6 separate regions of the Homo sapiens genome follow, and regions 1, 2, 4, 5 and 6 are each linked to region 3. A link is a contact called in ENCODE Hi-C data. All regions are on one chromosome and are shown on one strand. The core of a region is the stretch at or near the end of the contact, and the rest is flanking DNA. Distances in the headings are between cores, read along the strand shown. Region 1 holds the start of SAP30L-AS1 (SAP30L and GALNT10 antisense RNA 1). Region 2 holds the start of GEMIN5 (gem nuclear organelle associated protein 5). Region 3 holds the start of FBXO38-DT (FBXO38 divergent transcript). Region 4 holds the start of GALNT10 (polypeptide N-acetylgalactosaminyltransferase 10). Region 5 holds the start of TAF7 (TATA-box binding protein associated factor 7). Region 6 holds the start of LARP1 (La ribonucleoprotein 1, translational regulator).

What was found. A loop is a pair of places that touch in the nucleus more often than their neighbours do. Pooled maps may share reads with other maps.
Region 1: a map of B cell shows a loop between it and region 3 (10-fold over the local background). The contact joins the promoter of SAP30L-AS1 here to the promoter of FBXO38-DT in region 3. A Hi-C loop is called at or near these places in 6 of 168 maps with a recorded cell type or tissue (B cell, CD4-positive, alpha-beta T cell, CD4-positive, alpha-beta memory T cell and 2 more) and 9 of 50 pooled maps.
Region 2: a map of naive thymus-derived CD4-positive, alpha-beta T cell shows a loop between it and region 3 (18-fold over the local background). The contact joins the promoter of GEMIN5 here to the promoter of FBXO38-DT in region 3. A Hi-C loop is called at or near these places in 2 of 168 maps with a recorded cell type or tissue (both naive thymus-derived CD4-positive, alpha-beta T cell), 1 of 37 single-sample maps with no recorded cell type and 9 of 50 pooled maps.
Region 4: a map of CD4-positive, alpha-beta T cell shows a loop between it and region 3 (7-fold over the local background). The contact joins the promoter of GALNT10 here to the promoter of FBXO38-DT in region 3. A Hi-C loop is called at or near these places in 2 of 168 maps with a recorded cell type or tissue (CD4-positive, alpha-beta T cell and naive thymus-derived CD4-positive, alpha-beta T cell) and 8 of 50 pooled maps.
Region 5: a loop to region 3 is called in a map of CD8-positive, alpha-beta T cell, with 15 times the contacts of the local background. The contact joins the promoter of TAF7 here to the promoter of FBXO38-DT in region 3. A Hi-C loop is called at or near these places in 2 of 168 maps with a recorded cell type or tissue (CD8-positive, alpha-beta T cell and naive thymus-derived CD4-positive, alpha-beta T cell) and 6 of 50 pooled maps.
Region 6: a loop to region 3 is called in a map of naive thymus-derived CD4-positive, alpha-beta T cell, with 7 times the contacts of the local background. The contact joins the promoter of LARP1 here to the promoter of FBXO38-DT in region 3. A Hi-C loop is called at or near these places in 1 of 168 maps with a recorded cell type or tissue (naive thymus-derived CD4-positive, alpha-beta T cell), 2 of 37 single-sample maps with no recorded cell type and 8 of 50 pooled maps.

What each region holds. Positions count from the first base shown.
Region 1 is chr5:154,444,049-154,449,144 of GRCh38, forward strand. SAP30L-AS1 (SAP30L and GALNT10 antisense RNA 1) reads right to left here and starts at 1,774. Exons shown (of 3, transcript NR_037897.1): 1 at 1,690-1,774. It overlaps SAP30L (SAP30 like), which reads left to right and starts at 1,949. Exons shown (of 4, transcript NM_024632.6): 1 at 1,949-2,757. The coding sequence starts at 2,557. RefSeq lists enhancers at 1,573-1,692, 1,746-2,246 and silencers at 1,823-2,352, 2,483-2,592.
Region 2 is chr5:154,934,659-154,939,583 of GRCh38, forward strand. GEMIN5 (gem nuclear organelle associated protein 5) reads right to left here and starts at 3,553. Exons shown (of 28, transcript NM_015465.5): 1 at 3,310-3,553; 2 at 2,367-2,527; 3 at 1,183-1,364. The coding sequence starts at 3,475. RefSeq lists enhancers at 3,049-3,640, 3,232-3,411, 3,802-3,851.
Region 3 is chr5:148,381,974-148,386,999 of GRCh38, forward strand. FBXO38-DT (FBXO38 divergent transcript) reads right to left here and starts at 1,877. Exons shown (of 5, transcript NR_105057.1): 1 at 1,526-1,877. FBXO38 (F-box protein 38) reads left to right here and starts at 1,985. Exons shown (of 22, transcript NM_205836.3): 1 at 1,985-2,066. RefSeq lists an enhancer at 1,762-1,961.
Region 4 is chr5:154,188,432-154,192,904 of GRCh38, forward strand. GALNT10 (polypeptide N-acetylgalactosaminyltransferase 10) reads left to right here and starts at 2,302. Exons shown (of 12, transcript NM_198321.4): 1 at 2,302-2,594. The coding sequence starts at 2,436. It overlaps LOC124901118 (a long non-coding RNA gene), which reads right to left and starts at 1,648. Exons shown (of 2, transcript XR_007059010.1): 1 at 1,565-1,648. RefSeq lists an enhancer at 712-1,677 and silencers at 1,898-1,987, 2,078-2,177, 2,188-2,297, 2,388-2,467, 2,538-2,597.
Region 5 is chr5:141,319,026-141,323,655 of GRCh38, forward strand. It overlaps TAF7 (TATA-box binding protein associated factor 7), which reads right to left and starts at 1,759. Exons shown (of 1, transcript NM_005642.3): 1 at 1-1,759. The coding sequence starts at 1,019. RefSeq lists enhancers at 1,288-1,487, 2,068-2,127, 2,138-2,287.
Region 6 is chr5:154,753,227-154,758,373 of GRCh38, forward strand. It overlaps LARP1 (La ribonucleoprotein 1, translational regulator), which reads left to right and starts at 2,151. Exons shown (of 19, transcript NM_033551.3): 1 at 2,151-2,967. The coding sequence starts at 2,532. LOC112267936 (a long non-coding RNA gene) reads right to left here and starts at 1,794. Exons shown (of 2, transcript XR_002956231.2): 1 at 553-1,794. RefSeq lists silencers at 1,529-1,678, 1,929-2,268, 2,309-2,718, 2,759-2,838, 3,119-3,228 and 1 more and an enhancer at 4,149-4,208.

The DNA of each region.
Region 1 (5,096 bases), core at 524-3,023, 6.1 Mb after region 3:
CTATAGCCAACCCTATACTTGGTATACATAATGAGTTCAACAACAATTTACTTTTGAACAGAATATATGAACTCTGAGGGAAGACTCCTATTAATCTGTGCCTTTTTTCCATTAATTTTTATTCTATTTTTTCTACTGTAAAAACAAAAATAATGCTTATTAAAGAAAATGCAAAGGTTAAACAAAAGGAGAAAAATATCAGCCATATTCCTGCTACCCAGAAATAATCACTGTTAGTACTTTGGTGCATTTTTTATACCAATAGTTTTCTTTTTTCTTTAAACATAGATGTACAGACATCGTATCCTCCATGCAATTTCATATCCTGAATTTTTTTACTTATCATAAAAAAAGCATTTCTCCAACTCCTCATCAGCTCTTTATTTAAGAATTAATGGTGAATTATTCTCTATAGAAAATGTTTACATTGATGTTGAAACTACCTCAAATGCTAACTGCACAATCTCTTTCTGAAGATTTTAGGTAGTTTACTTAACCACTTCCCTTTTGGAACTCTGAGGTTCTATTTTATTTTTCCTATTATAAATAATTCCATAATGAACATCACTGTACTTCATATTATCTCTGATAGGCCTATTTCCGACGATGGCTGTCCCACGTGTGAAATTACCAGTTCAGATGCTACAAATGCATTTATGGCCACTGAGCAAAACTTAAGATCACCAGCCACCTGCTTCTAAACATGGAAACTGGTAGCTTTCCCTTTTACAACAGGACACAAACCCGAAGCTCCTTCTATGCCCTCTAGTACTAACACTTGCTTACCTATCACCTAACACAGCCTCCCCTCTTCCCTGCCCATAAAACGCTGCCCAGCCCTACATAATTACACGACCCTGGGCTGGTCCCATCGCCTTTCGGACCTCATCAGTCCCCATGCTGCGCAGTTGGAGAGTGGCATGACTGAAGTGCTGGACCAGAGCATATCCTACGGCCCCTCCTGGAGGGGAGGTGGTGCCCTGGGCGCCGAAACCAAGCGCAGGGTCTTGGCAGGGCGCAGTCGCTTCGCCGGTAGACCCGGGGACTCAAAGCAATAGAACTACAGCTTGGAGCTCCAGGGAGAGCCCAAGACACCGCAGCCCTTCCCCATCTAGATTCCGAGATTGGCCCCTGGGCCCCACTCCCAGCCTTCACTTCATCTCCCCTGAAGCCCTTTCTCTTGCCCGCGGCTCACCTAGTCCACCCTCCAGACCTCATTCGGACTTCCCATTCTTCCCAGTGGAGGGGTCGCCCAAACCCCTCGGGGTCTCCTTTCCCCCTCTCCTTTTCTTTCCGCGCCGTCCAAGCCAGTCCCACTCTCCACACTCTGGAAGGTATCGGCTACCCCCAATATTGCGACTGCCTTGCAAGATCCCCCCATCACCTCCTCCGCATGTCTTTCCACGTATCTGTATGGGGTTGTCCCTCTGTCTTTCCCGCCATGACTGGCTTTCCGTCCTATTTCACCCACCCTTCCTCCCACGGATCCGCGAGTCCTCTGGCCCTGGCCCTTTCATTTTATTAGTCCGCCCCTCTCCTGATAGCACCTCTATCCTCTTTAGGTCCCCTCATATGCCCCTCCTCCAAGTCTGTCCCTCAGCGTCCCCGTCCGCGTCTCTACTGTCTGTCCCCGAATGTGTTCCTCTGTTCCTGGAGTCTGGCCCTCGGTCCAGCCAGGCCCCTGCTCACCATCCCTCCCCCGGGCCGGAGAGTCTGCAGCCCGGTTCCCGGTTCTCGCTGGGGTAACTCTTTCCTCTTCCACTTTCTCTACTTTGAACCCATCCCAGCAGAGTCCAGGAAGTAGCCTGGCGCCGGAGACTGGCGGCGGCGACGCCCAATGGGACGCGCCAGCGGCGGCGGCAGCCCCGCCCAGAGAGCAAATGAGACCAATGGTCGCGTGAAGGCGGGACTTCCGCTGTCCCGCGAAGGGCGGGGGGAGCGAACTGTTGTGGTGCGGAGCGTTCGGCGGGCGGCGGCCGGGCGGCCCAGGGGCTGCCGCGGGACTCGGGGCGCAGCCGAGTGGCTGCAGGGGTGGAGTGGGCCGGACGAGCCGCGGGGCCCGGGTGCCGCGGGTTCGAGGCCGGGCCCCGCGCGAGGAGGCCGCGCCACCCCGGGGGAGCTGCCCGGCAGCGAGTTTGCCCCGCTGCCGAAAGAAGGCGGGAGCCGGCAGGGGCCTTCGAAACCCCCTGGCAACCCAGGCCCGGAGTCCTTGGGGAGCGGCTGTTTCCTGGGACGCCCTCCCGGACACCCCCGCTGCAGGGTTACGGTTCTGGGCCCCCGGCAGAAGGCTCCTCCGGGTGACCCCCGGCGGGGCCCTGCGAGCCGCGGGAGCCGACCCCGGGGCCTCGAGCCGGGAGGAAGGGGGCTTCCGGAGGCGGAGGGCCGGGGGCCGAGGGAGCCGGGCCTCTCGGACGCGGGGCAGGGCAGCGCCCGGGCTGGAGACGGACTCTGGGACCCTCGGCTGCGGGGGTCTCAGCGACCTGCCCCGCGGCAAGCGCGGCCGCGGAGTGGCCTACCGGGGACCCTCCCCCAGAGGGACCGGCCCGGGGCGGGGAGATGAACGGCTTCAGCACGGAGGAGGACAGCCGCGAAGGGCCCCCCGCCGCCCCAGCTGCCGCCGCCCCGGGCTACGGCCAGAGCTGCTGCCTCATCGAGGACGGCGAGCGCTGCGTCCGGCCCGCGGGCAACGCCTCCTTCAGCAAGAGGGTCCAGAAGAGCATCTCGCAGAAGAAACTCAAGCTGGACATCGACAAGAGCGTGAGTCCGCCCCCGCTCGCGTCTGGGCCCCGGCGCCCCCAGCTCTCCGTCCGCTGCCCTGGGCTCCAGTCGGGACTCCCCGGGCACTCCCCGCCGTGGGCCTCGCCGCCCCGGCTCTGCAGAACTGAGTTGGACTCCGCATTTCAAAGGCCGCTCCAGCGCTGACATGCTCTGACTGTGATTCTACCCAGATCCGGGAGGATGGGGGCGGGGGCTTCAGGACTCCTGCTGCCTGGAAAGATTGGACAGCAGTTTCCAACTTGTTTTATTGGTTTAGACTTTAGAGCAGGGAGAGGTGGGTTAGTTTTGTTGGCCCTTGAAGGAGCAAGAATCGGAGCGGGGAGTGATGAAGATACCCGGCTCTTTTCCAACTTCTCTCTCCTTCTAGGAACCCTGTTATTCCTTCAGACAGAGAAAGGTGGCAGTTACTTCCCTGGCTCCCGCATCCTCGGTATCAGCAGAGGGTCACCGAGCTAGCTGCTTCGCAGGCAGCTGTGGGAATGGGTTTTTCTAGGATGTGGCAGAAATAAGGCCAAGGCCAGGTCTTGAGAAATGGCTCTTGCAGTCGATGTGACTGGAGGGGGGAAGAAAAGAAATCAATTTTCTTAGTGGTAGTTTCTTTTGAAATAAGGGGGTGGATATTTAAATTTAAATCGGATTGCCCTGCTCTTTGTGGCTTATTATAGGAAACTCCTCCCGTGTGACTTCACCACTTCTAGTTAACAATTCTGAAGCTGTGCCTATTGTCAACCAATTAAGAACTTTTTAGTTTGACATCTGTTGCTACAAGCCTTAAGTGATTGCTTCATGATTAGGAATTGGAAATGAGTTAAGGGGATATTTAATATTCAGGTAGACTAGCTAAGAGCTTAGGTGGTTAACATCCATTCTCTTCTAGAATCAGAATTTCTCCACAGTTGGAGGAAATCAGAGACTGCTTGTTAAACTGAAAGGGAGTGCACGTTTCCCCTCTGATTTTAGGGTTGAAACAGGCCCAGAGATAGGAAGTGAGGGTGTCAGGTACACACAGCACCTAAGAGGCTGGTTAATTTCTTAAAGATATTATCTAATTTACTTCCAAGCCCTATACATAAGTCTTCATTAAGTCTCTAATAAATAAAAAATCTCCCCTGTCCTTTTTCTTTTCTTTTTTTTTTCTTTTTCTTTTTTTTTTTTTTTTTTTTTTTTGAGACGGAGTCTCACTCTGTCACCCAGGCTGGAGTGCAGTGGCAAGATCTCGACTCACTGCAACCTCCGCCTCCCGGGTTGAAGCGATTCTCCTGCCTCAGCCTCCTGAATAGCTGGGATTACAGGCGTTTGCCGCCATGCCTGGCTGATTTTTGTATTTTTAATGGAGATAGGGTTTCGCCATGTTGGACAGGCTGGTCTTGAACTCCTGACCTCAAATGATCCACCCGCCTAGGCCTCCCAAAGTTCTGGGATTACAGGCGTGAGCCACTGCGCCCAGCCCCTGTCCTTTCTTCAGACTCTTCCCTCCTACCCCCATTTTTAAGTTAATCATTATAATACAGTTGCAGCTCTTGCATGGACAGGTGCTATTTTTAAGTGGTTGGGAGAGAGTTAATGGCTTTCTTACTACAAATCTCTATCAATGAATGCATGAATGGAAATATCTGAGAACAAACAAGGGTCTAGACACCAAGGTGATCCCTCCTTAGGTCACACGTTGAGGTGAAATGCTTATGGCAATGAATTCATCCACTTAGAAACACTGCCTACCTTCCGTGTAGGTTGTTAGAAGCTGCTTTACTTGAGCAGCTTATAATAATAATTTCCAGTCCTTAAAAGAATCTTCCAGTCCTTTTAGATCACTGGATGCCTTCCCATCTGAATGATTTTGCTGCTGCAACTGGGACTCCTTTTATTTACCCATTGACTGTACTGGAAAACCTGTGTTGAGCTATGCTGATCATTTCACACACACTGTCTAGAAGAAGGGCAGCCTGAGCCTAGCATTAGTGTTCCCAAAATGTAATACTTCTGAGGTAGTAAGGTTTCCAGGTGGAATCACTCAAAATTTGTTTTAAGGTGGTGTTGTGGAGTCATTATTTCTGAAAGGGATTCTATTTCTTTCTCACAGGCTTGGGCAGGAATTCAATTCCAGGTAACTGGTATGTTACAAGAATTTTTAGCTATTGCAGAAAGTGAAGGAAAAAAAAAAACTAGAGCCTTTGCTACCACCCTCCTGCCCCAACCCCACTCCCAAAGGCCACTGAGCTCTGAAATTTCTGAAAACCAGTATGTACTTGAAAATGGTTAAGGAGAAAATGATTATTTATCTTGTAAGAGAGTCTAGCAGAGAACCTTTTTAAATAACA
Region 2 (4,925 bases), core at 2,303-4,802, 6.6 Mb after region 3:
TCTCCCTCAAGAGTACTTACTCCACAAAGCCCCAAACCTGGCTGAATCCAACCATCTCCTTTCTCAAACAGTTTGGGTTTACTTTAAATTTATGGCCACGATTCTTTGTTTGCCACTCAACAGTGAACACTGGGCCTATAATTTTCCTTAGTACATTCGTTTTCCTATTCTCTTTGACCATTTTCATACCTTCTTTGCATATCCAGTTTCAACCCCATGATGAACTTGACTCTACCACTCTGACTTATGCCTCAATGAGAAAATCAGAAATACCAGAATAGAACACCTTTTTCTTCCAAGCACATCTACAAATCTACCTGCACCTATTTCTATATTCCCAGCTGTTCTTTCTTCTTGTCATCTGAATCCAATCCCCTCTTGACTTTTCAGCAATACCCCTGCATTTATCATAGTTTACTCCTGCAACAAGCTCTTCCTCTTTTCAAGCCTTACTTTCATCAGCATAAAAACAGGTCCCTGGTATTTTCCATTTAATACTCCCTTGACCCCATCTATCCCCTCTGGCTTCATGTATATGCACATTTTTACAACAAACTTTGTGAAAGAGTTGTTGTCTCTTTGTGTATCTCTATTGCCTTAGCCCCCAGTCTTTCAAATCCACTCCAATCAGAATTTCTCCTTCAACATTCTAGGGAAATTGCTTAAGTCTTCAAATTAGAGAAAATAGACATCTTTCAGTGAGAAGTACATGAAATGGTGAAAGAAACGGGGATGTATATTCAGGCAGCTCATGTGAAACAACCTTGGTGATCAACAAGGAAACAGATCCCAATGCCGCATCACTTTCCCAATCTAAAGGGAGCGCTCAGAACTAGAGAGACCCAGCAAAGTCATCTGACACCTGGGAGTTCATGTTGTATCAACGGGCAGTAGAGAAAGCGAAAAAGGTGAAAGAGGACATTTCCTACACGTAAAGGTTGATTGGAGGAGTTAGATCCGAAAAACGAAGAAAGTACAGTACCATGGAAACCAAGGAAACAAAAACGGAGTGGCAGAGACAGTAAAGACCTGGAGGAATAAATGATGCCAGGGGCTCAGGGGGAGTGGTTAACATCTGTAGATGGTTTCCTTTGAGGAATAAAAGGACAGAGAAGGTAAAGAAAATGCAAAACACGATCATAAACAAACAAAAATCATCAATACAGATGGCATAGTACTTACCCAATGGCTACTAAATCTTCATGATGAGGTGAACAAGTAAGACAGAAAATTGTCCTGGGTTCTATAAAGAGGTGCTGGCTGTCATTTCTGTTAAACCAGTAACAGAAAACTACTCCTTTTTCATCCCCAGATACTATTAAGTCCTTTACTCGAGGAGACCAATGTAATGTTGATATCGTATGCTTTAAAACAAAACAAAAATTTGTTATTGTCAATGCTGAAGTTCTACTTAATTTTTAACTTGTATCACAAACCAGCATAATGCTACATATACACATTAAAAGTAATTAATACGGCCGGGCGCGGTGGCTCACGCCTGTAATCCCAGCACTTTGGGAGGCCGAGGCGGGTGGATCACCAGGTAAGGAGATCGAGACCATCCTGGCTAACATGGTGAAACCCCATCTCTGCTAAAAACATAAAAAAATTAGCCGGGCGTGGTGGTGGGCTCCTGTAGTTCCAGCTACTCGAGAGGCTGAGGCAGGAGAATGGCGTCAACCCAGGAGGCGGAGCTTGCAGTGAGCCAAGATCCCGCCATTGCACTCCAGCCTGGGCGACAGAGCCAGACTCCGTCTCAAAAAAAAAAAAAAAAGTAATTAATACTTATTAGTAGTACTTCTATAGCAACACGATATTAACAAAATGGTGGGAAGATTTAGACTACTGGGGATCAAATAATCATTAAAAATTTTTTAAATAGCTTAATGCAAAGTTCTTATTAAGTAGGTCTTTTCCTTTGTTCTCTCAAAAGGCAGGTACATCAAGTAACTATCTAGCTTAGAAATGAGTTTCATTCACGCATTTACAGTCTATATCAGGAGTCCATTTGTATCAATAACCAGAGGGTAATTGTTTTAGACCTTGTGGGCCATACCATGCCTGTTGCAACTACTCAACTCTTGTAGCATGAAAGCAGTCATAGACAATACTTAAATGAATTAGTGTGGTTGTATTCTAATAAAACCTATTTGCAAAAACAGGCACAGAGCAGTTTGCCAACCTCTGGTTTGTATATATCTCCTTTCAAAAAAAGTTGAGACATCTTACAATATAGTTTCTTATCTAATTAATGAACACAATTACAAGTTACTTTGCACAGATGAGCTAGCAAAACTAGCTTGCAACAGAAGAACCCTCAGCACAGATAGATAAAAACGGTTTGAGAAACCAGTAAGCCATGGTACCTGATGGAGTGCATGTTCTGTCACAACTGTTTTTGTCTCTACATCCCATATTTTCACAGTCCCATCGTCGGAGCTGGTGGCACAGAGGTTGTACTGACCAGGGTGATGAGAAAATGTGAAGCCAGAGACCCTTTCGGTGTGTCCCACCAACTCTCCTATGACTTTAAGCAAAACCAGACGCTAGGTTAATCGAAGTGCTATCCAAGGTTCCTGGCAGAATCATACTGTTGTTGGATGACAAGTGAGCAGATGCTTTGGAGTTACTTAACCCATGGTATAACTGAAACACCGACGGACTTACACTCAGAATTCCCAAGTGCTGATATTGGCTGTGCCACGTGACTTCGAACAAGTCTCTGAGCCTCAGCTTCTCAACTGTGAAATGAATGTTGATATACCTTGCTCTGCTTAGTTCACAGACTGGAAAGCAGCTCAAATAATGTGAAAGTGACTCTTATTTAGATGTGGCCAGAATAAATCACCTGGCATGTCATATCCTAAGGCACAATCAAAGCCTAGTTTGGAGCCTGAAAGCATCTGGTTCAACCCATTCATCTTACAGTAAGGAATGCCACACGTTGCAGGATCTTGCTTAGGGCCTGCAGCTGTGGTTAGCCCCCAACCCCAGGAAGGCTCCCGGGGGGCTGGCGCGCACCAGGCTGGGCAGGGGAGCCATATAAATGGCCGAGACTATACAAGGCTAACTTTTCAGTAAGCAAGCGGCCCCACGTGGAAGCTCCAGGAGGCGGGACCGCTCGGCCACAGCATGGTGTAGCTCATTAGGAGACCAGAAGCAACTCAGCTTAGTGACTGTGGGCTGCCTCTCCTCCCAGCCTGGGCCTCAGTTTCCCTAGCTGTAGAAAACGGGGTGGAGTCGTCCACTCGGCGCCCCTGGGGAGCGTACAAAGGGCAGTAAGTCTCGGGCCCAAGGGTGGTGAGTTACCTCGAAACGGGGGTGTCCCTGGACTCTCGCCTGCGCCCGGGCCCACGCGGACAAGGAAGACGGAGGTCCGCGCGGCGAAGCCAAAGAGGCCCCCGGGCACGGCATCGCTGCAGCGGGCGCAGTACCAGTTGGGGGAGGGCGGCAGCGTCCGCGGCTCCTGCCCCATAACTACAAGCCGTCAGAGACAAGAGAAGCTGCCACAGCCGACCGCTCGTAGCCTCACGCCTTAGGTAGGGAGCGGGGCGGGGTGAACTCCGAGCCCCGCCTTCTCGGGCAGTCGCTACGGTGCGCGTCGAGGCCCAGCCAGCACCGCGCGTTGCGTTCCCGCTACCGCCGGGCTGGGAAGGGCGGGACCACGCGTGCTGCACTGGCCCTCAGTACCTAGCCCGCGGTAGGAGGTCCGCCCCAACCCTGGCTAGGGTCAGGTGCTGCCTGAGCACAGCCCCGAGGTTAAGCATTCTCACTTCCCACAGAAAGGCACAAAATTAGAGGATTAGACTAGTGGAACCACCGCCCCAGGCTACCAGTTTATTATTTGGAGCTGTTCAACCACTATCCCGTCCAACGTTTTTTGAGCGCTATGTGCCAGGGCACTTTGCTAGTTGTGGAGGTGTTTTAAAGATATGCACAAGAGGCCGGGTGCGGTGGCTCACGCCTGTAATCCCAGCACTTTGGGAGGCCGAGGCGGGAGGATCACGAGGTCAGGAGTTAAAAGACCGGCCTGGTCAGCATAGTGAAACCTCGTCTCTATTAAAAAACAAAAATAAAATAAAATAATAAAATAAGCCGGGTGTGGTGGCAGGCGCCTGTAATCCCAGCTGCTCGGGAGGCTGAGGCAGGAGAATCGCTTGAACCCGGGAGGCGGAAGTTGCTGTGAGCGGAGATCACGCCACTGCACTCTAGCCTGGCCACACAGCGAGACTCCATCTCAAAAAAAAAAAAAAAGTAAAATGCAACAATCCCTAGACAACAAATACTAGGGAGGCTGAGGCAGGAGAATCGCTTGAACCTGGGAGGCGGAAGTTGCAGTGAGCAGAGATTGCGCCACTGCACTCCAGCCTGGGCGACATTGCGAGACTCCATCTCAAATAAAAACAAAACAAAACAAAAAAAGATATGCACAAGAGGCCACTTAACAAAAATATTGTTGTACCTGAGTGAGTTAGAGAAAACGCCACACTTTGAGACGAATTAAGAGTCCATTTGTTTAGCCGGTGGCCAAGAGATGGCTAACGCTCAAAGTTCTCTCAGCCGGAAGAAGAGGCTAGATTTTCTTTTATACTTTGGTTTAGAAAGGGGAGGGGAGTCTAGTTAAAACAATTTTACAGAAATAAAGTAGGCAAAAAGTTAAAAGGATAAATGGTTACAGGAAAGTAAACAGTTCCAGGTGCAGGGGCTTTAAGACTATTTATTACAAGGTGATAGACTGGGGGCTTTGGGTGCTATCAATCAGACGAATTCCTGGGAATTGCGGATATTGCTCGCCACAGTATCTTATCAGTTAATTGCATCTTGGATGTGCTGGGAGTCAGCTTGCACAAGTTAAGTTCTTGAGGAAGGGGCTGCCAGTGAAAGAGCCAAGATGGAGTCTGTCTGGCTCTCTTAGCTAAGCAAGA
Region 3 (5,026 bases), core at 627-3,126:
TACGCCAAGTCTAAGGGTAGTTAAGAATAGCCTTGATATGCATAGCACCTTCTGCAGTTGTGCACTGAACAGGCTCCATAGCCATATGAACCTGTCCTGAGCAAACTCCAACCACTATCCCTGACCAAAACTTCTCTTGAGTATTAGTCATCATTTTAACAAAGGGATTATCTGTTGTTTAGGTACCTAAGGAATTTCAAGGAAGAACACGGGCTGATACTAGAACTCATGGAAGAATGAAAAGAGATACTTTAGAATTTAATTAAAAAGTGGGGATTGAAAATTAAAACAACACAGCGGTTTAAGGTCATTTACTGTAGGGCAAACTTTCCTGCAGCGCTCAGGGACCCCATGATGGTGCCACTGTACAGGAGAAATACTAACTCAGGACCTTTTTAATGAAAACCTGTAACATCAAGGTACAAATAAATCCTAGAGATGAAGGGATACATATAACATGCTCTACCTGAAAATGTTAAAACTAGTTTTGATATCTTATTATATATAACACTCATAGCAGTGAGAAAATATCTTTAACATTTATTACAATGATTTGTGGTAGGAAATTTTCTAAACTTGAGGTAGGAAACCTTTCTTACTCATGAGTATTCATTTCAGGTCCCACTACAGTGCTTTTTACAAAAGGAGGAATGCTAATAAAATGAAAATCATATTCCATTGAATTAAAAATTCAGGCCAATTGTGCTGAAATAAATCTTACTGAATGCCTTCTAAATATGCCATGCCCTGCACTAGAAACTTTCGTAATTCCTATTTATTCTTCAGAATAACCTGGGAAACAGAAAAAGCTAAAGTCTGTTTCCTTTATTAAAGTTTGAATATGAAGAAACCGACAGAAGCAAATAGCATAAAAATTCATTTTTGTCTTCAATTACAGGAAGAATGTAACATGAAAGCTGAGATTACAATGAATAGTACATGAATATGATGAGGTTTTGTTTTGTTTGTCCTACCAGAGCTCCAAATAAAAACACAGATATATGGTTTGACATACGGAATGGGATAGCTAAAACTGTGACTGCCTAAGACAAGCTGAAACCTAAGGTGCCGAACCATATTGGGGAAAGAGGGGAAAAACCAGTAGGTCTGCTATCAATCAAGAAAAGAATAAGAAGAAATGGGATTCCCAAGCCTTCTTCAGCTTTTTCTTCTCCAGCAGAATAGCCTAGTCAATGCTACGTCTTGTCAAATTGTGTCTCACATGGCTTTAATGCACACTAACTTTCCTAAGAAGTATTTGTATCTATTTAAATCTAGGGATTTTAGCCCATATTAATTACATGTATATTAGGGCAAGAACACAGGATGTAAAAGGTAAAAATCTGAATTTCAGTCCATCTGCGAGACATTGTGAAAATCAATTACACTCTCTGAAGACAATTCCTTATCCATTAAACAACAGAAAAGGTGATTAAGTTGATCCTTGCCTACATGTCAGAGTCGTGTAGAGTTTTTAATGACACTCATGTGAAATTCCTTTGGACTGTAAAATACTATTACTTACGTGCAAAGATAATGTCCCGAAATCACAGAAGGGATGACTTAACATTAACATCTTTAACTGCGCCCCCGTCCTTCCTCTCAAAAAAAAAAAGTTCTCTATTTTTAGTTGAATGATTCTGGGAAAATCTCTATTGGAACCTATCGACTTCGCAAATGACAAAGGCGAGGTCCAGAGACTTATCCAAGACCCCAGAGTACCAGTGGAAATCAAGACCAAACCACACGGTGGAGACTGGTTCCGACGTATCAGACTCAGTGCTTCCGGCATGGCGCTTTAGTGTCAGGTGAAAGAACAGCAACCCGCCCCGCTTCTCCACCCCTGACAAGCCTTCCGAAATGCCACGCTGAACATGGCTGCCGCGCTTCGATGCTTCTTCACACACACAATATGGACACGGGTTTGAGGCTCCAGCCCCGGATGACAACACTCCGGAAATATGCGAGCGGCGGCGGAAGCGGAAGTGCCTCAGCGGTAGGGGCCGGGGAAGTGTCTGTAGCGTCCCTCCCTCTCAACCACAATAACAGGCGGAGGGTCGGCGTAGGTGAGGCGGCGGCTGAGTGGGCCTGGGGACCGGGAGCGGGGTGGCAAAGCCCGGAGTGCGTGCGGCAGGGCTGAGGTAGCTGGGTGGGGATTCTGGAACTTCCGACCGCTTAAGCTCGGCCTCTGGCCCCCTTGGGGCCTAGAGCTCCTTGAGAGATCAGGGGTTGAATTTGTAGTTCCTGGCCTTCTAGGCCGTGCTTGCGGGGGTTGCCTGCTTGTCTGAACCTGGCCCCAAAATCCAGCATAAAGAACTCTCTCTGGGCCCCAGTTTCCTCAATGAAATGGGTGAGGGTGTTGGACTGGACAGCTTCTGTGACTGTCTCCCACCCCGGGCGTCACGAATTTCATGATTTTAATGTTAAGTCGGTGTTTCGGCCAGTAAAGTGAAGGAGGTCTGTGTTCAGCGTAGTGAGGAGATGTCCCTGAGCAGGAAGCAGTGAACACATCTTTGGCTGCCACGCCTGAGTATCAGGAGCCCTGAATTCTAGTTTCACCCCTTCCACCTACACACCGTGTGACCTTGTCTAGGTCCATTAGCTTTTCTGTGCTGCAGTTTGCTTATCTGTGTTGGATGCCTTTGATGTCCGTGCCCTAGCTGTGGAAATCAGATTCTTAACTCCCTTTTCATGGAGTCTTTACAGACCTGAAAAGCATATTCTCCCTGCACTCTGCACACCCAGAATTTGACTAAGAGATGTCTACCGTGTTTCTTTGCAGACACCAAGCTGGCCAAGGGCAACTGGTCACTTAGGAAGGTTCCTGTGCAATGAGAAGCTCTGTCCAGAAAACTTTGTTTTATACACCTAAACCAGCAGTGTAAATCACTACAAAGTGAAAAACAGGAGACCTTGATTTTTGTTCCAAAGTTGCTATTAACTTGATGGTTTACTTTGGCCAAATCCCTTCCTCTCTCTGAACTTGAGATTTTTTTATCTGCTAAAGGAAGACGTTGGATTAGGTCACTGGTTTTTAATCCCCTTTCCCATTCCCCCAGCACAAGTGAAGGATAAAATAATAGTTCTATAAAGCCATGATTTTCCCAGGGAAGGAGGAGGTCCAGTCTGGAGGGTATGTATTACATAGGCATAGACTGAAAAAAATCCGCTTGTAATTTTTAACTTTCATTTTGAGAATTAACATTTTAGATTATCTGTAAGCCTTCTTTCCCCTCTTTAAAATATGTGATGCTGTAATTCTGATGTCCTCCTTGGGTAAAGAATGTAGAGTTTTGTGTGCCTCTTTGTTTAAATGGCTGTGTGCCCAGAGGTACACACTTTATATTTAGTCAAACAGATACTAATGCATAGCAGAGGAGAAAAAGGGACAACTAGATTCCAGTAAGATAGGGTGATATAGTGAAGTAAAATTGGTGGTATACTAAAATGAAATAAGGTGGTATAGTGAAATAAAATTAAAAAGGAGTTGAAGACCTGTATCCCTGCTTCACACTGGTACATCCTGCCTCTGTGACTTTGGACAAGCCATCTAACATCTCTAGGCCTCACTTTCCTTATCTGTAAAACGAAGGGTTGAGCTGGATGATTCCTAGGCCTTTTTCAGCACCATCATCCTGTTGGGGGGTTTTTGTTTTGTTTTGTTTGTGTGTGGTTTTTATCTGAGCAGTTTGGTTTATGTGGTGTGGTATTTCTTTAGACAAGAGAGGCTGTCCTGGTCAGTAGATACACAAGATAGTCTATGATGTCAATTAAGGTCTGTGAGGTCAAATTAAGTGATATGCAAGATTACTTTGATATGAGCAAGCTGAAACCAATAGAAACTAAAGAAAGGCATGAGAAACTTGAAGGGCAGGGAAGCCCTTGACCAGATAGGATCATTGAGAATATAGGGAAGTTTCAAGTGAGAGGGGGTATTTTTCACGAGGGTAAAGAAAAGTAATTTGAGTTTGGGATGGGAAGGAGATTTGAATTGACGAGATAGGAGAACACTTTTTGGAAACAACTCTGGTTTAAGAATGTGCTTGCAACACCAAGACAAAAGTAATGCTTCCTGTGGCTAAGGTCAGCTAAGCAGGCAGCCACAGAGTGACTGTAATATACCAAAGGTGGCCATAGACCACTGCATGGGAGCCTAAATTAAATGGACCATAAATCCTAATTGGTGAAGGTAGGGTGTGGTCAGATGCAGTTCTATCAGAGCATCTAGAAGCCTTTCTCCAAGCACTAGGGCATTGCTCTGGAATGCAGGAAGACAACCACAGTGACAGAGGACTGACTTGATGATAGAATGTTTACTGTAACCTGGGAAGTCTGTATCCCAGCCTGAACCTTGACACTATTTAATCTTGGGCAAGTGATTTGTCACCTTATCCTCTCTGGTTCTGTTTGTTCATCTTAAAAATTTGGGATCACTAGATGAGCTTCGATGTCTGTGAATATGAACCCCCTGAAATCGTGTATGTATTTCTGCTTGCATGAGTCTGGAAAACGGATGTGCCACTTTCATCGTATTCTCAGATGGGTTTGTGACCCACAAAAAATTGAGAACTGTGTGATTAGGTAGTGTCTCTGGTCCTCTTCAACTTTTAACATTCTGGGATTCTGTAATTCTGTCATTTCTGACATTTCCTTAAGGTTCAGAGTCTTAGGGTCTAGAAGTTGCTAAGCCTATAGGTAACACCTGGTACCGCAAAGTATAGTCTTTATATATAATACTCTCCTCCTTATTTATTCAGGCATAGCTCAGAGATACTGCAGGTTTGGTTCCAGACTACTGCAATAAAGCAAGTCACAAAGTTTTTGGTTTCCCTGTGTATATAGAAGTTATATTTTACAATGTAGTATAATCTATCAAGTGTGCAACAGCATTATATCTAAAGTAATGTATACGCCATAATTTTAAAGTACTTAATTTAAAAAAAATGCTAACAATTAATCTGAGCCTTCAGCGAGTCATAATATTTTTGTTAATGGAAGATCTTGTCTCTGTCTTGGTGGCTGCTGA
Region 4 (4,473 bases), core at 1,052-3,551, 5.8 Mb after region 3:
CAATAAGGACAGTAAGGAGTGAGAGCTGATCACATATGGGCTTGTAGGGTCCTGTACTTTCTTAGGAACCTAATGAGAGGTGGGAAGCCACTACAGGGATTTGAGCAGAGGGGCGATACAATCTAACCTTGGATAAAACAAGATCATTCTGGCTGCCACATTCTTTTATTTATTTAATTAATTAATTAATTTATTTATTTATTTATTTTTTTGAGATAGAGTCTCGCTCTGTTGCCAGGCTGGAGTGCAGTGGCACGATCTCGGCTCACTGCAACCTCTGCTTCCTGGGTTCAAGCGATTCTCCTGACTCAGCCTCCCAAGTAGCTGGGATTACAGGTGCCCGCCACCACGCCCAGCTAATTTTTGTATTTTTAGTAGAGACAGGGTTTCGCCATGTTGGCCAGGATGGTCTCGATCTCTTGACCTCGTGATCTGCCCGCCTTGGCCTCCCAAAGTGCTGGGATTACATGCATTTTTAAATCTGACTCTCATTCGCCAATGGGTATAAGAAAAGCATGTACCTCACAGGGTAACTGTGAGCATTTAAAGAGGTAATGCATCTCAAGGGCTGCCTGACATAGAGTAAGCACTCAATAAAAGGTAAGCATTATTGTGATGGAAATCTAAAGAAAGAAAACAGTTCCCTGAGGAGGAGTTTTAGAAGGCTTCGTGGAGGAGGTGGCAGTTTAACTAGACACGGAAGGATGAACAAGATTTCCACCGACCTAGAGAAGGGGGTTTTATGGGTAGAAGGAGCTGCGTGGTCAACAGCACAAGAAGGAAAACACAAAGCCTGCAACAGGCTAAGCGAAGCTCAGGGCAGGGCAGGGCAGGGCACGGCAGGAGACAGAACGTTTGATCAGCCCTAGCAGGTCATAGGAGAGGAGCATGATGGACTCTAGAGCCGAGGTGATGGAAGCCTTGAAGGTTTTGCTGCAGAAATCAAGAACTGAGCTGTGATGTCAGAAAACTGAATCCCCATCGCTCAGCCTGGAGCTGGAAGAACTTGGAGGCAAGAGTTGCCAGAACGCTGGTCAAGGACTAGTGGCAGCTAGGCACGAAGGTCAGCGGCTGAGCTAGAGAAGCAGAGAATCAAGAGGACGAATGTGGGGGTGGCAGAGAGTAAGGTAGCCAAGGGGGTGCTCCGTTCCACCGCATCAGGGAGGAGGCAGCTAAGTGACCAGCGTCGAGCGCCCCGAGGAGGAGCCGCTGGCTGGCATCACCGTCGGAGTCCGGCTCCACGGCCCTCCGCATCGCCCAGAAGCCCGACTCCTCTGTCAAAGCCCTCGCCACAGTTACAGACACATTGCCTGGTCTAGTGAAATTACGTGTTTCATGTTTCAGCTCCCAGACGTCAGGGCTCAGGTCTGTTTTCATTTCATCCCAGAGCCTGGCACAGTGTTTGGCACATAGTGGCGCTCGCCAACGGTTTGCTGAGAGCTTTCCGGGAAGGGCTCAGTGCGCTTAGGATCCAAAAGCACGCGTGAGAATGCAGGGCATTCTAACTCCAAGGGGGTTGGACTTGCGTGAGGAAAGGTGCTGCAGAGAGGCTACCGTCACTTACCCACCCGCCGGTTTGCAGGATCTACAGACGGGCGGCGGCCGGGCACAGCTCCCTACAGTTTGCAGAGGGCGTTCACACCTAACGCCAGGGCCCCCCTAGAGGAAGAAAACCAGGGCCCGCCCGCGGAACAGTGAGCGTGCAGCACGGCTGTGGCCCCGTTTCATGGCCGGGAACACCGAGTCGCCGGGGTCAAAGTAGGTCCGCAGGTCCTGGGGGCCGAGCCTAGGTGGGCTGGAAGTGACAGCCCCGGGGGCTCCAGGCTCAGAACGCCCGGCGGGGCCCCAGCACTATTTGCATATCCCCAGGGAGGCAGCAAAGGTTCGGCTGCAGTCCCGGGCGGAGGTTGCCGGGCGGGGCGGCAGGGTACCCGGGCGAGCGGACATGCACCCCACCCAGCGGTGCCCAGCCCGCACCAGTTAGCGCCCAACTCGCCAACTCCGGGACTTTCGCAAAGCTCCAGAGGGCGGGGGAGCCGCCGAGGAGTGGGACGGACCATCGCGGCTCGAGAGGGGGGAAGCGCTCCGGCCCGGCATCCTGCAGCGCCCGGGCGGGCCGAGACGCTCCGTGAGAGGGCCGAGCCTGCAGCGCAGAGACTCGGCGGTCGACGCGGGGGCAGGCGGCGCGGGGCGGGCGGCTCGGCGGGGCCCGGGGGCGGTGGCGGCGGCGACGACCCCCTCGTGGCGGCGGCGTGGTGGCGGCGCCCAGCTCCCCGGCCGGCGAGCGGCGGAAGTGCCGCGGAGTTGGAGCGGGGCCGGCGCCGCAGCCGCTTCTGCTGGCTGAGCTGCTGCCGCCGCCGGGCGGACGGGCGGACGCGCGGAGCTGGGGGCGGCGCGGCGGGGCCGGCGGGGCGCGGCGGGGCTGACCGGCCCCGATGAGGCGGAAGGAGAAGCGGCTCCTGCAGGCGGTGGCGCTGGTGCTGGCGGCCCTGGTCCTCCTGCCCAACGTGGGGCTTTGGGCGCTGTACCGCGAGCGGCAGCCCGACGGCACCCCTGGGGGATCGGGGGCGGCGGTGGCGCCGGCGGCGGGACAGGTGAGTCCCCCCGTTGCTACAGGCCGGGAACACCCCCTTCCCGAATTCACTTTTAGCCTGTGGTTCCTTCCTCCACCTTCTGCTGTCTGCCTCCTCAGAGTCAGCTCCGAGACTCTTCAGCTCTTCCCATTTTCCGGATGGGAAAATTAAGTCCTGTCGGGACTTGTCCAGGGTCCCACGCCAGTCAGAGACTGAGTCCGAACTAGCACTCAGGACGCTATTTCTCACCACATGTTACCACCTTCCTTTCTGTCCCCGTCTGGTATTCCTTGACGTCTTCCAGCGGATCTCTTTTGAAGGATCCTATCTGCATCCCTGTATCCCAGGATGACTCCTGCCTTGTGCCAATAGGAATGAAGATTCTGGTTCTTCTATTTGGTGTCCAGGTCCTCTCTGCTTCCCTCCTCCCACCCCCCCCCCCCCACAACCCCTACCTGCTGATCCCAGTGTTCTTTGCTCAGGTCAGCCCTTTTCCTGATTTCTCATCTGCCCAACGAGACACCCGGGCCTTCCTCCTCTCCCCATTTATTCAACACCCCCGCCCCAACTCTAGCCTTTTCCTTTCTCAGATCCTGTGGATTCCTTGCAGAATGTAAAGATCATGCTCCCTTTAAAGCTTCAAGCCCCTGGGGGTGGAGAAGGGGGTAAGCTCCTGGTCCTTGAGGGACCTGCTGCCTTTGACCTTATGGGAGTCCAGAGGTGGGGCTCTGGTGGGGGGACCCCCAAAATGTCCCAGAGGCTATTGGTGCCCAGTGTCCTGAGGATGGAACACCAGAAGCCTTCCCTATCTCTTCTGAACTTGTCTAGTCTGGTTAGTTGTAGTGTTTATTGCAGCCAAAACTGGGATCGGAATGGTTTCTGCCTCCTTTGAACTTACCCACGTATGTTTGTGTGTATGTGTGCGTGCACGCATTTAGACTAGCAGCTCCCTCATAGCAGAAGCTCTGTCACATCACTCCCACCCTCCCAGGAGGTGCTAGTGAGTGTATTGCTTAGACTGTTTCATATAGTGGAACATTTCAGGCTTTCTTACGGGATTTCTCTGGTCCCATGAGAAGTGGATAATTTGTGTATCAGGGTCAGACTTGACTGACTGTTGGCTGGCCTCGACGAAAGAGGCTGGCTTTTCTGAGATTGATGGTTTTCCTTATTCTTCCCAGTATCAGGCTGCTGTCTAGGCAGTCTGGCATCTGGAGCACAGAGGGCTCTTTGCTACAGAGCTGACCAATTTGAGCTCCGCCTGTAACTCTGTTAATTGCTGCAAAGCATCCCAGAGGGTCTCATTGATCTTTCTGGTAGAGCTTACTGTTTAGAAACTAAGGTTTCCATCTCTTTCCTAAACCCCTGGTTCAAACCCTGACAGCTAGCTTAGACCTCTCTCCCTGAAATTCTGTATCTGTATGGATTTTCCGTTCATGAAATCTCTTTCCTCTGTTCCTATTCAGTACCAGCATCAGAGTCAGGAGTTCCAGGGTTCTGACCTCAGCTCTACCACTAACTTACTGTGTGTGTCCTTGATCACCTTTCATCTCCTTTTCTGAGCCTTACTTTCTTGGTCTGTAAACCATGATTATTGGTCCAGTTCTAACATTCTGTGATACTATCAGTTAATCAATGAGGAATACAACGGTCCCTTCTTTTTTTCTGTCTTGAGTCCAGAGTTCCTTGTAGCATCCCTAGCTGTGGAGGCTCCATACTGGACACAGCTCCAGGTCAAGGGGGAGTGTCCTACCCTAGTGCAAACTCTCCTTTAGAATAGCTGTAGCCCATTCTAAAATAGTGCTTGACATTCTGCCTCTGCTTGGAGAAAGACCTCGTATTTCATTTGCAATAGATGCCAAAGACATCCTGATTTTCATTTCTGTAGACCCAGATGGGT
Region 5 (4,630 bases), core at 509-3,008, 7.1 Mb before region 3:
TGCAAAGAGCTGAGTTGCTCCTTTTCTCGGTCTTCCTTTTGTTTGAGCTCATCCAGTACAGCCTGAAATCTGTTCTTGAGAGCCAGATTTTCCACTTTCATGATGAGATCCTCTTGTCGTTTTGCCCTGTCCTGGGTCTCTTGGAGCTTGCCTTTCATGTTGTCAATCTGCTTCTGAATTCCCATAACCAGCTGATTGGTTCCTTCATTTTCCTGGTGCTGTTCATCTGATTCATTTAGCTTGTCCTGTAGCTGTCTCTCCAGATCTTCCTCCGTGTCAATGATGTTTATATCTTCTTCATCTTGATGCTGGGTCTCATCTTCATCCTCACTGCTGCTGCTGAGGTCATTGAATATCTCCCGAAGCTCATCATGTTCTAATGAGTCATGGCCCTGCCTGTGACCAGACATTCCTGGAGAAGAGATATCCAGGCCTTGATTTTCTGCCTCCTTTGTTTCATCTTCGGCAATTATTTCCCACCGAGTACTAACAGCTTCAGCATCTGTACTCAGCAATCGTTTCACTTCTTTTTCAACATCTGGAGATTCAATATATTTCTTCTTTGCTGTCTTCCGGAACCTTCTCTTCCTGACATTCTTTAGAGGCAGAGTAATTCCGTGGTTCCAGATAAACTTTTTCTCTTTGTCCTTATCCTTTTTCTTGCTTGCTTTAGGATCAGTGCTAGCAACTGGCTCCTCCACAGGAGGATAGAGATCACCATCAACTGTGGATACAAGCATCTGACAGATATCAGCTGTCTTGTAAAAAGTTTTTTTATCAATGGTTTTCAAGCTTTCCATAACACAGGGCAGGTCTACTAATTTTGAGGCCAATGGAACACGGTCCACTCTGACGATTCCATGACGCCCATCAGGATGTAACTCAATTGTCAGTCTGTCCTTGAGGTTGACATGACCAGACTGTACTGCCCTTCTCACAGTAGAGGCATATTCTGGAGGCAGACGTAAGATAAACTGGCTCTCCAGTTCGTGAGGAGCATCATCTTTGCTTTTACTCATCTTTATTTCCTTGTGATTCACTTCTCCAATAAATGCTGGTTACACTAAAAAGTTCCAGCTACTGCAATAGTTTAAAACACCAGTTTGCTATGAATTGAAATCTTTTAATTACAAGAAGTTCTCTGTAGATCAGCAGCTAAGCGTCTATTTTGCCTTAGTTTTTATTTAAGCTCCAAGTCTTTTCTCTAAATATGCTGTGACCGAATACCAGTCGTTAACACAAAGGCTTATTCACAGACTTAAGTTCATTAAATCAGATGCAATGCCAAGTCCCAACCTCTAGGTGCCGCTGCCGGACAACGCGGAGAGAGCTAGCTAGCTAGCTAGGGAACAGGAAAGCAAATGGCGGCTCCCCCGGAACGGTTTTCGGCCCAGAAAGCCCAGCAGAGATACTTTCAACTCACAAACTCTCCCGGAACAAAGACACTCAAAAAATCAGGGCTCAGCGAGCTCTCTTCGCCTCGGGTACTTACAATCCAGTGACGATTATAAGTTCAGTTTCACCGGGCCGGAGCGAAGGGAAGAGGAGGCCGCAAGGAGCCAAGCGGGAGAGAGCCGAGCGTCTCCTTGTCGTTTCCTTAATTCTTCCTGCCGCTTGGCAGAGTGATCCACTACCGATTACTGATGAAAGGGCCCGGGATGGGCAGCGCGAAATCTTGCCGAGAGGCGCAGCTCGCATCACCAGACCCCGCACCTCGCCGGCCCTCCGTCCGGGTCGCCTACCCAGCAAAAACGGAAGTGCTACGTCGCGACGCGGGGCGGGAGGCGGCTGTGAGTGACAGCCCCTCCGGGCGGAAGGGCGGAGCCCCAGCTAGCGCAGGCGCAATAGCGCAATTACGCTGCCCAGCGTGAAACTCATCTTTTCGCGAGAACTTGTTTTTCCGGGATGGAAATGACAGTGTTTCGGAAGAGCTGTTGGTTTCAAACTATTTAGAGCTTGGAAGTTCCAAGAAAGACACAGATTCGTCCCCCGCTAAGCCAGCACTTTTACGGGATCGCTGTGGGGCCGGATGGCTTCTAGACTTCCGGGTGATTCCGGGAGATGGGGGACGCCTTGCAGTAAGCGTCTTTGCTTCTGGAAACATCTCGGATGTTCCCTAGAGTCTAGCCTATCTGGTGCCAATACAAGAATGTGTAGCTACTATACAATGGATTTCAAAGTACCCAAATCAATGGAGTGAGGAGGACATGCAGCTTACTATATAAGTCTCTCTCTATATATATGTTTGTTTGTTTGTTTTGGAGATGGAGTCTCAGGCTGTCACCCAGGCTAGAGTGCAGTGGCACAATATTGGCTGACTGCAACCTCCACCTCTGGGGTTCAAGCGATTCTCCTGCTTCAGCCTCTTAAGTAGTTGGGATTACAGGCACGTTCCACTACCCCACCTAAGTTTTGTATTTTTAGTAGAGAAGGGGTTTCACCATGTTGGCCAGGCTGGTCTCGAACTCCTGACCTGAGGTGATCTGCCTGTCTTGGCCTCCCAAAGTACTAGGATTATAGGTGTGAGCCAGCGCGCATGGCCCAAAGTCTGTATTTTTAAATATAATTCCCTGTAGGGGAATTGTGCCTCTGGTTTTACTTGTGTTCTATAATACTTCTGGGGAAACAAGGGTGATTCCTTTTTATGTGCTTGATTTAGATGTAAATGTAAACAGAGAAGGAAGTGTTCTTTTGGACAGAATTGTCTGATAGACTGAGCATCTGGTTAAAGTAGATATAATTGAAGTATTGTTTCCTGTCTCTCATGTACAAGTAATTTTAAATTACTTTGACATTTTTTTTAACTCCACCTCTACTATTTTGCTGTTTTCTGCTTGTCTTTTCTATCAATAGTCAGGTATTCATCAACACATATTTTTAGTATTTTAACATAACTGGGTAACAGTTGGTACTTATTTCTATTTATTTCCATTTATTTTTAAAATATCTGGGAGAGCATCAAGGCCATTAATATTTCATTTCTATCCTCTAAAATATTAACAATTGCCCCTAAATTTAAGAGAATTCTCTTAAGATGTAATTAACATTTCCAAAATTCACTTTATTCTTGTATGATTGAAAGCTCCATGATAGTGATCTTCTTCTATCCTGGTCATTGTGTCCCAGTGCCTAGTACCAGAATGTGGGAGATACACAAAAAATATTTGCTAATTGAATGAAAAAACTTATCTGTCTAGAAAGATCATAGTCTCAAATCCTGTAGTGATTTCTGAGAGAAAATACATTCTTTGTCATTTTAAAATGAGATAGAGCCACTTTACATACATTTCCTTTCTAGTCAAGGACAATTCTAATTGTTATGAGGTGGGGAGGTTTACTAATAGTGTGTGTGAATGTGGTTTAGCTAGAATGAGATACTGTTGTGGGAGGAAATTAAAATGACCTGACGTTAGTTTGGTTTTTAATGTTAATTTTAAAAGAGAAAGTATGCCCTTCCAGATAACGGTAAATTATTTCTCTTTGCTTATAATGTGTTGAAGAATGTTAGCTGACTTACTTGTAATTTCCAGAATGATCTATTTCCTCTTTTTCAAAGATGAAGTTTTTTCTGTTACAGGCTTGAGCCACCTCGCCTGGCTGTGTTTTGTTTAACCATATACAATGTGAGGTCATTATACATGAAAATAATCCAAATATTACTCAGCATCTTCCCTATGAGTTTTATGATGCTCAAATATTCTTATCATAGAAGGTAACTTGAGATAAATTGTATGCAATTTTTCATTTTCCAAAATTACTGTGTATTTTAGTTTCTAAACCTTTCTTTACATGGAATATTGCCAGACATAGTTAAAAGGATTAACTGAGGTTTTCTTAATGTATCTAGCTCCTTCAGTCCTGAAATACATTTTCTGCTTTTGAGTTTAACACATTTTCTATATGCTGTTTTAGGGGAGGAAATTATATTGACCCTAAATATTTTTTTAAATTGGATTTATCAGTAGACATTAAGATAATCTGCTGGGTGCAGTGGCTCATGCCTGTAATACCAGCACTTTGGGAGGCCAAGGCGGATGGATCATCTGAGGTCAGGAGTTCGAGACCAGCCTGGCCAACATGGTGAAACCCCATTTCTACTAAAAATACAAAAAAAGGGCCAGGCGCCGTAGCTTACGCCTGTAATCCCAGCACTTTGGGAGGCCGAGGCGGGTGGATCACGAGGTCAGGAGATTGAGACCATCCTGGCTAACACGGTGAAATCCCGTCTCTACTAAAAATACAAAAAATTAGCCGAGTGCGGTGGCAGGCACCTGTAGTCCCAGCTGCTCGGGAGGCTGAGGCAGGAGAATGGCGTGAACCCAGGAGGCAGAGTTTGCAGTGAGCCGAGATCGCGCCACTGCACTCCAGCCTGGGCAATAGAGGGGACTCCTTCTCAAAAATAAAACAAAAACAAAAACAAAAACAAATTAGCCAGGCTTGGCGGCGGGCACCTGTAATCCCAGCTACTCGGGAGACTGAGGGAGGAGAATTGCTTGAACCCGGGAAGCGAAGGTTGCAGTGAGCCAAGATTGCACCATTGCACTCCAGCCTGGGCAACACTGGAGCAAAATTCCATCTCAAAAAGAAAAAAAAAAAAAAAGATAATGTGATGTGGCAGTCCTCTGCCTAT
Region 6 (5,147 bases), core at 901-3,400, 6.4 Mb after region 3:
AACAAAGTTTAGAGAGGGTCTAGAGTGAATAATCTCTTCAGGGATTACTTATCAATAAATTTGTAAAAATAAAGCTGTGCATGGTGGCACGTGCCAGTGGTCCTAGCTACTTCGAAGGCTGAGGTAGGAGGATGGCTTGAGCCCAGGAGTTTGAAGCTGCAGTGAGCCATGATCACAATGACTGCACTCCAGCCTGGGTGACAGACCTCATCTCTTCAAATAAATAAATAGTGCATTTCAGTGGCAATGTGCAATAATTTACCTTCTGATTAAGAGTACATGTAATGAACTTAGTAGATTCCTGGTTTAATTCATTGAGTAACATTACCTTCCTTGGTAGCTCTTTTGACGTACTGGCTTGTCTATAAAATTTACACAGCACCTTGACTAACATTGTCTCACTTGACCTTCACATGAGCTCAGAGGGTGGAAGCAAGTCAGGCATTATTTACCCCCATTTTTCCACCAGGAGAGGGGTCCAGGGAAGTGCGGCTAGCTGGCCAAGGCTTGGAGGCTGAATAACCCAAGAGTTGGAAGTAGACATGGCATTACCTGGCTATCCCTACCAGTACTTCTCCCCCATACTGGTTACAACAATCCTACAGCTCAGCTTTGCTGGCTGGGGCAGTTCCAAGAGGCTTTTCATTCAGTCTTCTCCTAGATCCAGCAGGTCGTGTGCTCTAATTCTTGTTTTGGAGATGGCCAACATTCCAGGCTGTTATGTTATGTGAGCACGTGGGATCACAGCCAGTCAGAAGCCAGGACTTCTCCAAGTGAAGTCATAAGCACCAAAGGGATCTTGCTAGACACGCAGATTTCTGGGTCCAGTCCCAGACCGAGCCTGATTCCTAATACTTTGGCATCTGCGTTCAAAGAAGTCTTCCCTTATCACCCAAACAAAAGTAGCCCATCTAGTCTAACTGATTACCACAGTTTAACTATTGTCTTCATAGATACTAGACAATAATTTATTACTTGTTTATTGTCTCTTTCCCCACCTTAGAATAAATTCCATGAGGATAGGGACTTTGTTAGCCTAGTTTATACCAAACCCGTTTCCTAGAACCCTGCAAGGCCCCCACAGTACGAGGTCAGTAAGTATTGAATCGAATGTACACTGAAGTTTGAAACTGCTGTCATACACTGCTCCTTCATTTTACAATAGAGAAACTGAGGCCCACGAAGCTGGAAGTCACTGCTGCAGAGATGGTAAGGGGGCAGGGCCAGGATAAAATCTCAGATCTCAGAAGTCCCAATCCAGGGACGGTTCAACTCCGCCCAAAGCAATTCTTTAGAAAAAAAACGACATCCACTTGAAAGAAAAGACATTTCCTGCCCATAAATACAAGGTTTCGCGGCGGGGAGAAGGGCCTGGCCTGGGTGAGGGCTTTAGTAATTCCGTTCCCACTTCCTAGGCGCCGGCTGCCCGCAAGGGCTAAAGACTCGCTTTCCAGGCCCGGAGTTGAACCCATCTCCGGGTAGTGTCGAGGCCAGGCCCAGCGGCGGCGAGGCGCGGAGCACAACCCACTGAGGTGCGGACGGCTCACCCAACCAAGGTCACCCGGGCGGGGACCGAAGGGGCCAGGCCCGCCGGGCACAGGGGAGGGGGCGGCGTTGGCGCGTCCTCGGGGCGGATGAGGGTCCTCCCTTCGGCCTCCTAGAAGTCAGGAATGACACTAATGGCTCCTTCCCCTGAATCTGACACCCAGCCTAAAGAGCACGAGCAGGCCCGGCAGGCCGCGTGGCCGGGTCCCATGTGCTCCACCTGAGGCCGCTCTCACGCGCTGGCCCTTTAAGATACCTCCCCTCCTCGCCCAGCCTTCTCTCCTATCCCCGTCAGCGCCCCCACCGACAACTCCCGAATTGCATCAGGCACGTGCTCGCCCCCGTCCGGTCTGAGCGTCCCTACCCCCAGCCCGGGAGGTGCTCTGAGGAATCGGAGACGAGGGGCGGGGCGAGGGGCAGGACCGCGTAGCCGTGCGCGCGCCGTCCCGCCGCCTCCTGCCCGCCCGTCGCCCAGGGCCCGGCCAGCGGCGCGCCCCCGCTGCGCCGTCCCCTCCCCTCGCCCGCCGCGTCGTGAGGCGCGCGCCCGCCCGCCGCCTGCCGCGGATCGCGTGGTCTGCTTGGCTCGCCGCGCCTCTCCCCCGTCCGTCCATATTGCTGCAGCCCCCGAGCCGGGAAGCCCGGGCCGCCCCGGGGGCGGGGGGGAGGGAGGGACGGGACTAGAAGCCTGCCGGGCTCGGGGTGGGGGCGTCTTGCGAGGAACGGGCGGGGGGGGACGCACGCCTAGGAGGCCTGGACTGCAGAGTGGGGGGCCTTCCTCCCCCCCCGCCCCGCTAGTGGGCCTCGGATTTACGGCGGCTGCATCTAACTGGGAGGGGGCCGCACCTCGCGTGAACCCCGACCCTTCTCTGCAGGGACTGGGGCCCAGCGCCCCGGAGGAAGGCGTCGCGGGCGCTCTGCTAGCCAAGTTCGAGGCGGGGGAGGCAGCCTCGGGCGCGCCCGGCTTCTCCGGGGGGGCGGGCGCGCAGATGGCCACTCAGGTGGAGCCGCTGCTGCCTGGGGGCGCCACGCTCTTGCAGGCCGAAGAGCACGGGGGGCTGGTGAGGAAGAAGCCGCCGCCGGCGCCCGAGGGCAAGGGCGAGCCCGGGCCAAACGACGTCCGCGGGGGGGAGCCGGACGGCAGCGCTCGGAGACCCCGGCCGCCCTGCGCCAAGCCGCACAAGGAGGGCACCGGGCAGCAGGAGCGCGAGAGCCCGCGGCCGCTGCAGCTGCCCGGCGCCGAAGGCCCGGCCATCAGCGACGGGGAGGAGGGCGGCGGCGAGCCAGGCGCTGGCGGAGGAGCTGCCGGAGCCGCGGGCGCGGGGCGCCGGGACTTCGTGGAAGCCCCCCCGCCCAAGGTGAACCCGTGGACTAAGAACGCATTGCCGCCGGTCCTGACCACCGTGAACGGACAGTCCCCCCCAGGTGGGTCTCCCTCCTTGCCCTCCTGGGTCCGGGGGCCTCTTCCGGGGACATGGGAGTCCCCTCCCCCAGCACCTCCAGGGCCCCGGGGTCTGCTACCGGTCATGGTGACTCGGGACTTTTTAAAATTGCCTCCTGGTTGATCCTGGTCGCCGCGCCCTCCCCCCCACCGTACACTCAGGGACCTGCCCCTGCCCGAGGGCCCGGCCTCCGGGAGGCTACGGCCACCGCCTGGGCCGCAGCGGTTAGTGGGCAACGGTGTGGTTCGGGCCTACCTCGTCGGCAGAGGGTGGGCGCTGGTTTCAGTGAAACGATCCCCACCGCATGCTGGTGTAAGAGACGGTTTCTGGTTTGAACCTTCCTCTGGAAGCCCCTCTTCCCACCCCGCCCGGCGCTCCCCGTTTTGGTAGCGTTGCGAGCGTCCCCATGTTGTAAATGTTTAATGAGCATATGTCACGGGCAACCCAGTGCCCGGCGCGGAGTACATGCTGGCCGCACGGATGCGGGGATTAAAAGTTAACAAGTTTTGTTCTCGGGGAGATGAAATTGGGCTTTAGAATCGCCATTTGGAGACGGGTTGAGGGGTCAGTTGTGGGGAGAAGAAACCCATCGTGTCATCGAATTCGGTGGTTTCCCTCCCCGATCCCGGGCACCTTCCGCCTTAAGAAGGAGCCCGATGGCGAGTGTGCTGGGGGAGCCAGTTAGGAGGTTGGCGGAAAATGTGAGGCGGGTGAGGGGCCTGCGGCGACTTGAGGGGCGTGTGGCGGCGGGGGAGGGAGTGGCCGGCCTGGGCGGGCGGGTGACAGTTGGGCGCCATGCGCCGCGCCGGCGGCCCGCGGGCCGCTCGGCCTCGGCGTTCGGTGCGGGCCGCGGCGCTGGGGGTGGCAGGAGGGTGCGGGCCCGCGGCGCGGCCCGAGTGTGCGTGTGCGCGGCGCGGGTGTGTGCGCGTCCCCCCTTCCCAGCATTCCTCTGCAGCCGGGACAACGTGGTGCCTCCCCGCGCGGGGAGCGGCATGTGACTGCCGACCGGCGCTCCGCGAGTCCTCCCTCTCCCTCCTCCGCGTTTTGGTCCTTTTGGACCGTGCCCCTTTCCGGGGGGAGGTAAGGGGTGCAGGAAATCCCAGCAGAGCCGTGTCAGCGTGGGGGGAGAGGCGGTGCAGAATATGGAGTCTGCTCTTGCATTGCCTTTGCCGAGAATAGATCGTCGGCTTGGGTGGGGGGGGCGCGCCCACTCTCCTCTCTCGGCCGGCGTATAGGGCGGGTCTCCATTCTTTGGTTTTGGGTCCGTTTGTGGTGGGTCGGTTTTAAAATTGTCTTGCAGTTGGAATGATGGCCTCTGGTCGTAGCCCTGGTGCTTTTAAAAAACTCACCTGCCGTAGCTGGTTGAGGCTAACTGGTTTAAACCATCAAAAATAAAGGGGGAGCTTAATGTCTTCACCGTCAAAGGAGTAGAAGCACTGCTAGTCCTAGGGAAGCCAGAATAGCCAGTCCTGAAAACAGCATGTTGCAATTTTTATTTCTTTTCAGGTTGCTTCATTTGGAGGAGGGGACATTTGGGGTTTACTAACAGTCCTTCATACTGTGTTCTCTTCCTTCCCCCCTGCTCCCCTTCCCCCCTGCTCCCCTTCCCCCCTGCTCCCCTTCCCCCCTGCTCCCCTTCCCCCCTGCTCCCCTTCCCCCCTCCTCCCCTTCCCCCTTCCTCCCCTTCCCCCCTCCTCCCCTTCCCCCCTTTCCCTTCCAGAGCCCTTTTATGCAAAAGACAGTGCTGAAACCTCCGTTTTCTTTCAGTCCCTCCTATCCACCCACAGAGTGAAGGAAAACAACTTTAAAACACTCTTTGGTCCTTCTCCCCTCTTTAAACTCAAAAGGGTATAATCATCCCCGGGAGAGAGCACTCCTTTTAAATGGGGCTACTCATCCTGGCTTGGCTAATGGTGAACCTACCTTGTGGGTTTTAAATCAACCGTGACATCAGGTGGTATTGGGTGCCTGAGCTGGCATTTTGTGTAAGTCCAGGAGCCCTTGATAGTGTGCGTCACTGGGGTTATTGATCGTGGGAAGAAGACAGCTTGGCTGGCATCTCACCTTTTCCTCTGAGTGGAGAAGCTGACTTGCTTTAAGTGCCCAAAGCAAAATTCTGAGTAAGGGTAGATTTGCTCTGTTATTGTTTTTTGGAATCTTAAG